3 separate regions of the Mus musculus genome follow, and all the other regions are linked to region 1. The links are chromatin contacts, found by POLR2A ChIA-PET in ENCODE. All regions are on one chromosome and are shown on one strand. Each heading gives the region's core, a stretch centred on a gene start or an enhancer-like site at or near the end of the contact. The rest is flanking DNA. Distances are from core to core; before and after follow the strand shown. Region 1 holds the start of Psmd9 (proteasome (prosome, macropain) 26S subunit, non-ATPase, 9). Region 2 holds the start of Bcl7a (B cell CLL/lymphoma 7A). Region 3 holds the start of Setd1b (SET domain containing 1B).

The links. ChIA-PET counts read pairs that join two places held with the same protein, here RNA polymerase II (POLR2A).
Region 2: POLR2A ChIA-PET joins it to region 1 with 15 read pairs in Patski. The contact joins the promoter of Bcl7a here to the promoter of Psmd9 in region 1. POLR2A ChIA-PET finds 5 or more read pairs at or near these places in 2 of 5 experiments (Patski and embryonic stem cell).
Region 3: POLR2A ChIA-PET joins it to region 1 with 36 read pairs in Patski. The contact joins the promoter of Setd1b here to the promoter of Psmd9 in region 1. POLR2A ChIA-PET finds 5 or more read pairs at or near these places in 4 of 5 experiments (Patski and embryonic stem cell).

Annotation. Positions count from the first base shown.
Region 1 is chr5:123,226,352-123,229,868 of GRCm38, reverse strand. Psmd9 (proteasome (prosome, macropain) 26S subunit, non-ATPase, 9) reads right to left here and starts at 1,679. Exons shown (of 6, transcript NM_026000.2): 1 at 1,425-1,679. The coding sequence starts at 1,562.
Region 2 is chr5:123,342,669-123,346,185 of GRCm38, reverse strand. It overlaps Bcl7a (B cell CLL/lymphoma 7A), which reads right to left and starts at 1,738. Exons shown (of 6, transcript NM_029850.3): 1 at 1,465-1,738. The coding sequence starts at 1,556. It overlaps Gm15860 (predicted gene 15860), which reads left to right and starts at 1,044. Exons shown (of 2, transcript NR_165267.1): 1 at 1,044-1,260.
Region 3 is chr5:123,140,574-123,144,090 of GRCm38, reverse strand. Setd1b (SET domain containing 1B) reads right to left here and starts at 1,898. Exons shown (of 17, transcript NM_001040398.2): 1 at 1,637-1,898; 2 at 964-1,148; 3 at 637-735; 4 at 1-10. The coding sequence starts at 1,134. It also overlaps a transcript of Rhof not described here.

The DNA of each region.
Region 1 (3,517 bases), core at 430-2,929:
GTTTTAAGCTTTACCAAGCCGGAGGCCTGTGACTTTAAACAAGTGACTTCTCCTTTCATACACACACACAGATATATGTGTATACACACACACATATACATACATACATATACACATACATATATACACATATATGTGTATCCATACATACACAGATATATGTGTACACACACACACACACACACACACACACACGGGTTTTTGTGTTTTTTTTTCTTTAAAGAGATTTGTGTCTGTTTAAACGTCTCCACGGGCGTGTGAACTTACACAGTAGTAAATTCTGGATCTCAACTCCAGTCCTTATGATGGCCAGTGCCTTTAAACCACTGAGCCATCTCTCCAGCCCCTGACTCCGCCCCTTTGAGCTTCAGGGACACAAGTTAACAATACTGCTGTGACAGTTTCCTGGCACAGCACACATACAAGATAGTACCTTTCAGGCACATGGTCAGCACCTACCTGGCCTGTAGAACCTCTATATGACACCGTCATCTGGCACCCATCACCCAGATGTCATTGTGCCCAGCAATGAGTGTGATTTAGCCTCCCCTTCCTCTATACACTGACTTGGGGTTTTATGAAAAATATATCTGCTTAGGAGGTAAACAGATCACAGAGCCAACCATTCCCCCTTCCTAACTGGGCAAGCATTGGCTCCACTCTGGCCCTGTTTCCCCTTTTACAGTAAAGACAATGTGCTTAATCTGGCTCCACTTAAAAGAGCAATTAGCAGAGGTGAGGGTTTTCTTAAAATCCAGAGTCTTTTCCCTATCCCAATTAGAGTCTGCATTTCATTTTTACTTTTCTTTTTTGTTTTTTTTTTTTTTTTTTTTTTTTGGTTTTTTTTTGAGACAAGGTCTAATATAACCCAGGACAGCCTCGAGCTTACTATGTAGGCAAGAATAACCCTCAAGTCCTGATCCCCCTGCCTCCACTCTCTAAACGCTGGGCTTAAATAGGGATGCCTCCCCTGGCTACAACGTGCATTTTAACAAGATGCCCAATTAATTCTCCCAGTTGACATTTATAAAGTCCTAAAGAAAAGCGGGTGGCGAGGCCAAACCTGGTAATGTCACCTACAGAAAGTGACAGTAGCGATTATCACTATGCCTCAGCAAATAGTCTATCCTTGCGACCGAGGCAGTTTCACTAAGGCCTATATCATGGTTGCACAGGCCCGCGATTCCCGCACTCAGAAAGATGAAGCAGGAGGATCACGAGTTCGAAGCCAGCTTAGGGGCTGCGTTAAAAACAAACAAACAAAAAACTTTAAAATGCAAAGTTAATGCTTCCGAAAATGAAAATTAATCCCACGTAAAGAAAAAATGCTTAAAGGGGCGTGTGGCACGCAGCAAAGACCCCCTCTAGGACACTGCTTGGCAGCGACCCCGAGCCTCGTCCGCAGGCCTCCCCGCCACACTCACGCTCTCCAGGACGTCGTAATTAGCCTTGATCTCCGCCTCGATCTCCTCCTTGCGTCGCATCAGATCCTGGATGTCGCTGACCGCGGCCGCACGGGCCTCGGAGGACTCTGCCCGGTGCGGAACGTCTTCACCCGACATCGCGGACCTCAAGCTAGAGTTCTGGGTTTCCCGGCTACGGACGCCAGCCGAGGCTGAGGCTACGGGTCCTCCCCGGGGCCAAAACAGCTCAGCCAACGCGCAAGTACGGAAACAGATGAAGGGTGGAGCTTGGAAGTGGGCGGGGTCACCGGCTAGATAGACCACGTGGTTTTCAGATGACCCGGTAGAGATAAATAGGCCCATAGAGGACATAGGTATTTACTCCCACTTTATCCTGACTCATTTCCACTTTTCTTGTTCATTCCTTTCTTTTTCATTCTGTCCCCGTCCCTCCATCCGTCCGTTTCCCCACCCCCCCACCCCACCCCGTTTTTCAAGACAGGGTTTCTCTGTGTATCCCTGGCTGTCCTGGAACTCACTCTGTAGACCAGGCTGGCCTCAAACTCAGAAATCCTCCTGCCTCTGCTCCCAAGTGCTGGGATTAAAGCCACCACATCTGGCTTACACTTTTTTTCATTCACTCATCTGAAGGCTGAGTAAACTGGATACCAGCTGTATAAATGTAAGAGGATCCAGTCTTGCCAACCTTGACACTTCAGTTCTTAACATCTACGAAGCCCCTGAGTGTTTGAAAGAGGCTTTCAAGCGATTTGTTTTTTGTTTTCTGTTTCTTTTCTTTTTCTTTTTCCAGACAAGATTTACTGCATCTCAGGCAGGCCTCTAACTCATTGTGTAGATGAAGGCGACCTTGAAGCTCTCCCCAAGTTTTTAGAATATTCTATTTCTTATTGTCATGATCACAGACACCCTCTAACCCCCCACTCCCATTCTATCCATTTCGCACCTCCCTCAACCTATCCTCATCAAAACTTCAAGACCTTTTTTTTTTTCCTTCTTTATAACCTAGTGTGCCCAGTGCCTTTGAGCATCTGATACTCCATCTGCTCCCTCCACAGGCAGGGATTACAGGCATGTACCACCAGGTATGGTTTATGAAATATTGGGGATCAGGAACACTCTACCAACTCAGCTATATCCCCAGCCACTTTCGGGCTGGGGATCCTCATGGTACAACCTATGTTCAAAGTTGGACCATTAACACCGACTATATATATTCCATGTGACCTTAAATAATTTCACCTTCTGCTCTCTGACCTTATTGTGTGACACTAACAGTAATATCTCTCGCTCTTTTTTTTCATTTTTATTTACTAATTTATTCCCTTTGGATCCTGATCAGAGTACACACACCCTAGCAACGTGTCTCTTAAGGGTGTCCAAGTATTTATTGACTTTCACCTCTGTCACGAGGTGCTGGTGTAACAGGCCCCCAGACCTTAGTACAACCGACTCCATAAAGAAAGTACCACTCAGGCTGGAAAACACAGCACACAGACAGCACCACCTGCCAAAACTAAAACAAAGCCGGAAGCCATCCAAGTCCACAGCTGTGGGAAAGTCTCTCCATGCACGAACCTTGCTTTTTGGCTTCAGTGGTTGTGCTCCTGGCTAATTGCTCTTGTGAACTAAGGTATATCACCCCAGGACCCGGTTTTTGTGCTCAAAAAGCTTACCCTGAAAAAGGCTCAGTGCTCCACTGGGGTCCCAAACACTTAGTGTTGTACTGGCTCACTAATAAAGACTATCAGATTAAAACTCTATCTGAGCAGTCTCCTCTCATGAATTCCCCACAAGACTGAAGTGGTAAAGAATATGAAACTGTGTCAGGCCTCTATAAATGTAGGTAAACATAGAAACTGGGGTGTGGGGTAGAGAGATGGTTCAGAGGTTAAGAACATACTTAAAGCTCTTGCAGAGGGCCTGGGTTCCCAGTACTTACATGGAAGCTTACAACTGTCTGTTACTCTAGCTCCAGGGTCTCCAATGCCCTCACCTGACCTCCACAACCATCCAGCACGCACTTAGGACACATACGTATATGCAGGCAAAACACTTGCACACTGTCTTAGTTAAGGTTCTATTGCTGTGATAAA
Region 2 (3,517 bases), core at 489-2,988, 120 kb before region 1:
CCCATTGGAGCCAAACCCAGCCCACGGCGGGCATCCGGCCATCCGCAGACAGCCCTTTCCATAGGAGGCCCGGGAGCACGTGGACTTTATTGATTTTTCTCGTTGCCTTTTTTGTTGGGTTTCACTCTGAAAGGACAGCTAACTTGTGACACCATCAAACCGGAGACAGGTCCCCAGTAGTGTTTAAAAAAAAAAAAAGGACAACAACAACAGAGGCGTTACTCAAGAAATGACCCCCCCCCCCAAAAAAAAAAAAAAAAAAACAACCCAGCCTGCAGTGGAGCCTAGCCAGTTCCTATAAAGGACAGATCCAGCCAGCGGCTGCTGACACTTGGGGACACCCTCGCAGCTGCTCCTCTCCCTCTCGGACCCAGATGAAGCCGTGGGAAAAAAACCGTAATAAAGTTAAAATCAGGGAGCAGGGAGTTTTCAACAAGTCTGACCCAACCTGGTGGTGGACTACTGGCGCCTCAGGCCTGGCCTCTGGGGCCGCCTCGGTGTCAGATCCCGACGAGGGCCGAGAAAATGTTCCATCCTACTAATTATAACGAGGCCACGCCGGGCAGGATCTAATTTGAGCTTGAAAAACACGCACGGCCCACACCGAATCTCGCGGTCTCCTCCTCCCCCAGTGCAGAGAACAAAAACAACGGTCGCTCGTTCTCTCCGCAAAACAAACACCAGCTCCAGCAAGAAGGAGGCAAGACACGGCCCAGGACTTGGCTTCTGGATGCAAACATCGCGCTCCCCGAGCTTCGGGTGCCGCGCGGAGCGCGTGGGAGCCGTGGGTGCTCCGCGCCCCGGCCGCGCCACCGCCTTCCTAGCGCTCGCCCCCATCTTCCTTCCTCGCCCGGAGCCCTCGCTCCAGGCTGCCCAAAGCGCTAAATTTAAACGGCTCGCGCTCTGCAAACTCCGCAGACTCGAGGGCGCCGAGGCCTGGGAGGCGGGGAGCTGCGGGCGGGTCGGGGCGTAGGATGTGTGTGTGTATGTGTGTGTGTGTGTGTTGGGGGGGGGGGACACCGGCGCCGCGCCGCCCCGGGAGGAGACGGCGGCCCGCTCCGCGCTGCACAATGGAGCTCGCGCTCTGCCCGCCGCCGCCGGCATCACGGCCCCGGCGCGCGGGAAGCCGCTTTCATGTGACTTGCACAAAAAAACGAAATGGCTTCTGGGGCCGGCTGCGAACCCCCCTCTCCCGAGAGCCGAGCTCCGAGCTCCGGGCTCCTGCCGCCGCCGCCGCCGCTCTCGCCGCCGCCGCGCCAGGTGGGTGACCGGCGCCAAGCACACCTGGGCAGCGGACGCAGCCCCCGCGGGGCGCAGGTGACCCCGGCCGCGCGCCCTCGCCAACTCCGGGCCCGGGGCCGCTGCGCCCCGCCGCTCTACGCGCTGGGTCCGGGCTTGCTGGCGGCCGCGACGCGGTGCAGCGAGCCGGGGCGAGCGAGAGAGCGAGCAGGCGCCTCGGCTTACCATTTGCGCACTTTCTCGATAGCCGCCATGACCCTCTTGATATCATCTTTGGCCCGGCTCCTGGTCTCGGCTCGAACCGACCTGCCCGACATGGTTCTGGCGGGGAGGGAGAGAGAGAGGAAAGAGAGAGAGAGAGGGAGGCTGGGGGAGCGCGCCCGCCGGGTCCTGCTCGCCACACTCGCCCGCTCTCTCACTCGCGCACAGACACACACTCACACACATACGCGCACACACAAAGCCTGGTGCCGCCGCGCGCCCGGGGCCCAGTGCGCAAGCGCCGGGGCGGCAGCTGCACAGAGCGAGGGGGAGCGGCGCGGCCGCCAGCAGTGCGGCCTCCGGGTGCCGCCGCCCTCCCCGGGGAGCCTCGGGGACCTCACTCTGGGAAAGCTCTCCCGGGTAACCCCGACCTCCCAGCACGCGGGACGGGCCCGCGCCAGGACTCACCCAGAGGCCGCAGGTGCGATGGGGGGCCCCTCCCCCCCCCAAGACACACACCCTGGGGATGGCAGACTGCAGGCCGTGGGTGCTCTGGCTCGGGTTGGTGGCCGCGGGCGCGATCGTGCAAGTTTCTTGTCGGGCGTTTGAGTTCTCAAGAGTTGGAGGCGGCGGTTCGGGACGCGAGGTGATCTTAGAAAGAGTTGAGGCGCCGGTCTCTGGCCAGCTGCCCTGTTAAAATGTGCGAGCTAGAACGTCTCCTCCCCATGCTTAAACTAGAGTCGTAGGAAAGGTGCCCGAACCCGGTGGCAATTGACATTGTCTCTGGGCTTTCTTTCCCTTAGAGATAAGTTGTCCCAGTCACGGATCAACCTCCCTGGGGTTTGACCGAAAATGACAATTTAATCTTAAACGGCTCCTGGTGGAAGTGCAGTGTAATGACCCGGAGCAGCAGGTAAACTAGACTGGCCCAACACAGAAGGACTTATGAGAGGCTGTCTCCCTACCCTAGGACAGAGCTGGGTGACAGGATCTACCGCGGTCACCCAGTATAGGGACAGGTGGGTGTGCAGTTGCGGCTACACAGACTGGACCAGAGCGAATGCTTGTCCACGTGAATGCTGGGAAAAGAGATGACCTGAAGTGAGAGAGCTGCTACCTGGAGAGGAACTAGCGCAACATCAGTCATTTCACAGATGGACAAACTGAGTCAAGGAGTTATTGAAGGTTGCAGCAGTGACCTTCATCTGTGACTGCCATGATTCTAGTACCAAGCATCTCCCCCTGAAGTCTGGGGGGGTTGCAGGGGTTTGGTAGAGGGAGCTAGTGGGGAAATGGGTGTGAGAATCTGGGGAAATTTCCCCCAGGCTTCTTTTAACCACTTTAAACGCACGGTCCTAAAGCGAAAATTTAAAAATAAGAACAACAATCAGATGTGGTAGCCCACTCCTTTAATTCCAGGCAGAAGCAGGTAGAGATCTGTGGTTCAAGACCAACCTGGTTTATGTAGGTAGTTCCAGGACTACATAGTGAGGCCCTGTCTTAAAACAAAACAAAACAAAAAAACAACCCAAACCAAAACAAACAAAAGCAAAAAACCAACAACAACAACAAAACAATGGAGCCAGGCAGTGGTGGTACACACCTTTAATCCCAGCACTTGGGAAGCAGAAGCAGGCCGATTCTATGTATTCAAGACTCAAAGCCAGTCTGGTCTACATAGTAGTGAGTTCTAGGACAGCCAGGGCCACAAAAAGAAAACCCTGTCTCAAAACAAAATAACACACCCCACAAATATGTCAAAGAATCGTTCTGTGATGGATTGAAAAATGTGCCATAAATCCGAAGTCTCATGCATTTGACCCTCTGTATTTGATCATCAGATATGTGCTTGGACCCCAGGGAATTCATTTTTGTTTAGTGCAGAAATTGTGTATGCTAGGCAAGTGCTACACCACAATTCCCACATAGAATATATGTGTATATATGTATGTGTGTGTGTGTATTTAAATAAGATATATCAAAAGTCCGAATATCTGGTCTGCAAGATGTCTTAGTAAATGTGTTTGCTGCCAAGCCTGCAGGCAAGAGTTCAGGTCTCAGAACTCACGCTGTGGAA
Region 3 (3,517 bases), core at 649-3,148, 86 kb after region 1:
ACTCATCGATCTGCCAGGGGCCGCGGCCGAGGTGGGGGGGGGGGGGAGGGAGTTTGGAAAACATTAAAACCAAAGAGAAAACACAAGCACGCCTCACTTGCCCAGCAGTTAAAAAAAAGAAAGAAAAAGAAAAAAGAAAACAAAAAAAGCATGCGGGCGGGCCTAGGAAGCAGAGGATTAAATCGTTTGGAACCTGGAAGTCCTCTGGGTTCGAAAGGAAAGGGGAAAAAGAAACAGTTTCTCTTTCCCCACCCCCCTATTCTGGCCTCCTATCCTTGCTGCTGGATCCCAGACGACCCTCTGGTCTAGGAAGTTGTCCCCTTTAAAGCCAAAGGGTTGGGAGGGGGGCGGGTCCCTGAGCCAGGGCCCTGGGTGCGCAAGGACCCAGGTGGGGACCGGGAGCCCCCAGCTCTGCCGGCATGATACAGTCTCAGTGCCCTCGTTACAGTTTCTCCGAGTGTTATTTTGTTTACAGTGGCCCGGAGGGGACACCCCTCTCCCCCCTCCCCGCCAAAACTTCCCAGTCCTGGACGGCGGGAACTAAGAATCCGGCTGGGCTTGGTCAGGACTGGCGTTATTTTCGAACTCGGGGAAGGAGGGGGGGAGGGACCATAAGACAGAGAGGAGGGGTCCTACCTTGAATTTGGGCACAGACAGCTCCAGCTCCTTGTTTTTGGTCCAGATTCCGACCACCCGGGGATCTTCCACGATCTCCACCGGGCGGTTGCTGGACATCTGTGGGCAGAGACAGGGGGTTCAGTATAGAAGGGCTGGCACCCTCCCCAGGGGCAGGGGCAGACCCCCCCCCCTCAAGGCACCAGTCCCACTCCAGGCTGAGGGGAGGGAGTCCTGGCTGACAGTTGGCCCAGGTAGCTGGAAGAGGGGTCCCCCTCCGTTCGCCTCTTGTCTGGGGGCTCCACCGGGGGTGGGTGGGGGTGGCGGGAAGGCGCGCCGGCTACTCACGGCCAGGCTGAAATGCTGCCCATCGTAGCGGTACAGTTTATGGTGCCCCTTTTTCAGAGCCGGGTCAATCATCAACTTGTAACTTCTCCAATGGTGGTTCCTCCTCTCGCCCGAAGGGCCGGGCTGCGGCGGGGGCTGCTGGTGGTGGTGGTGGGGGTGACTGTTCTCCATGCCGTTAACCCAACCTGAAACCCAAGCAAGTTGTTGTCCTCTCCGACGCTTCTACACATTCGCCCGAGAATCCAATCGGCTGGCCCCCACCCCCCTCCCACCTTACCAGCGCGCCCCGAAAGCTTGTCTCGCTGCCTCTCCCCCCCCCCCCCGCCTCCCGAGGAAAAAAAATCTAAGAATGGAGCGAGAGAATAAACCCTTTCCGGAGGGTTTACGCGCCCGCCCGCTCGGCCACCGTCTCCGGCTGGCAGCGAGGGGCTGCCCGGGGCCCCCGCTGCGGGCTGGCGCGGTCCGGGACGCACGGAGGACGCGGGCTCCGGCCCATGGTGCCGCCAGCCGCCCGGCGTGGCGCTCGGCCCGGCTCGGGAGCGGGGCGCGCGGCAGGGCCTGGCGTCGCCCGCCCGGGCGGGGGCCGGGGGCTCGGGCTGCCCGGCTCCTCTGACCGCGGCCTCTCTCTCTCTCTCTCTCTCTCTCTCTCCTCCCTTCCCTGCGCCGCGCTTACATCCCCGCCGGGCGCCGGCCTCCCTGCGCCGCCAGCCAGTACATGGTGTCCCCCGCGGGAGCCGAGGCCGGGGCGGCCGGACCGGGGGCCGGGATGGGGGGGACGCCGCCTTAGCGGCTGCCGGGCCCCGAGCTGCCGCTGCCCTTGCTGCTGCCGCCGCCGCTGCTGCTGCTGCTGCTGCCCGGGAGGCGGCTGGCGGCGGAGGCTCGGCTCCCAGTAGCCGCACATCCCACAATACACCGCTAAGGAGCCCGACCCGAGTGCTCACCCTCCTCCTCTTCCTCCTCCTCCTCCTCTTCCTCCTCCCCTCGCCTTCCTCGCCGCTTCCCCAGGCACTCTCCCGGCGGCGGCAGCTGCGCCGCCAAAGCCCCGGGCCCCAGCGGCCCCCCACCCCTCACTCGCGCGCTCCCACACTGCCTCCCCCCCCTTCCCCGGGGGGAAGGCCTTTTAATTTATTTATTCTGCTGGGACTGAGGTGGGGGGCTTGGCTGACGGGGGAGAGGGGGGTCTCCACGGCTTCTATCTCCCCCGCGGCTGGGGCTACCCTTCCAGCTACGGAAGACTCCACGGTGTGCGCCCCCAGGGCCTCCCAAACTGTTTCCAAACTGCCCAGGCCGGTGGTGGACGCGTGGAGTCTCGGCGAAAAGGGCTGGGTTTCGAGTGGGGGGTGATCGTGTGTATGACTACTAGAAGCCTGGAGGGGAGGCAGACGTCGACCCCAAACGAGTTTGCAATCGAGGTATCTCCGATCCCGCTTCCTCTTTGGCCCGCACGCCCCCTCCCTCCCAGGAGCTGTGCTGGGGAAGGGAAACCAAGGTTTGGAACCACACTAGCCTTCACATTCCTGGGAGGATACAACCCTCGCCTGGACGGGGAAGATAGCTCTTTCTCTTTATTTTTTCGTTTTTATTTTTTGCCTTTCTGTTTTTATTTTTGGAGGGGAGCGCCCAGTAATTGTCTTGAACACATGCTTCTCCCTCCCTCCTTCCTCCAGCCACCAGCGACAGAGAGTCCCCTTTTTTGCATTTATCATTTTCCTTCCCCTTTCTTTATTAAAGGTCCGGGAGTGGCGGCGGCCAATCAGCGCTCGGCTTCCATTTTGTGAGTTCAACTCGTAGGCTTCCCCGGCTTTTCGCGTGGATCTGGTTGCAGACGCCCTCGGTCTCTCTTCTCGGGCTGCCGAGGCGAAGCAGCCGCCTCGCCGGGGCTTCGTGGTGGTGTATTTCATATTGGGGCTCTTTTCGGGGTTTGTAATTTGGCCGTGGGTAGGTAATTGGCTGGAGCAGGGCGGCAGGGTGCGGCAGCCAATCAGCGCGCGGCTTCTATAGGGCTTGAGTTATTAGACGCTGATCTCAAAACATCCTTCATCAGACTCCAAGGAGAGGCCAACAGATGAGGGAGCCATTTTTCTGCAATGGAATTAAATGGCCAAGTGGGTTTTTCCTTTGTTGCAAATGGGGAATGCTTTTCCTTTGACTCCACCATCCAGTTCAGGACGCCTGAATGTGTTTAACATTTGCCAAAGGACTCACACTTGGAAGAATGAAGACCTTTTAAAAAGATCTGGATTTTTCCTTATGACTTGGAATCCATCTTTGTCTTGTATAACTAGGTCATAGCACACTATTAATGTCAGCAGTTAACAGTTTTGAATTCAAAAAAACCTAAGTAAATGACATATTTAATTTTTTTCCTTTTTTTTTTTTCTCGGGTGGGTGGGTGGGAGAGCTTGGAGCTGTCTTAATCTGTATTCTCTTGACTGAACAATAAATTTTTAAATATAGTTTCCTCTATTAAACACTTAAGCCTGACCATCTTATTAATTCTATTTTTTAACAAGGTAATGTTTTAAATGTATAGTTGTAGCGAAACGGCAACAAT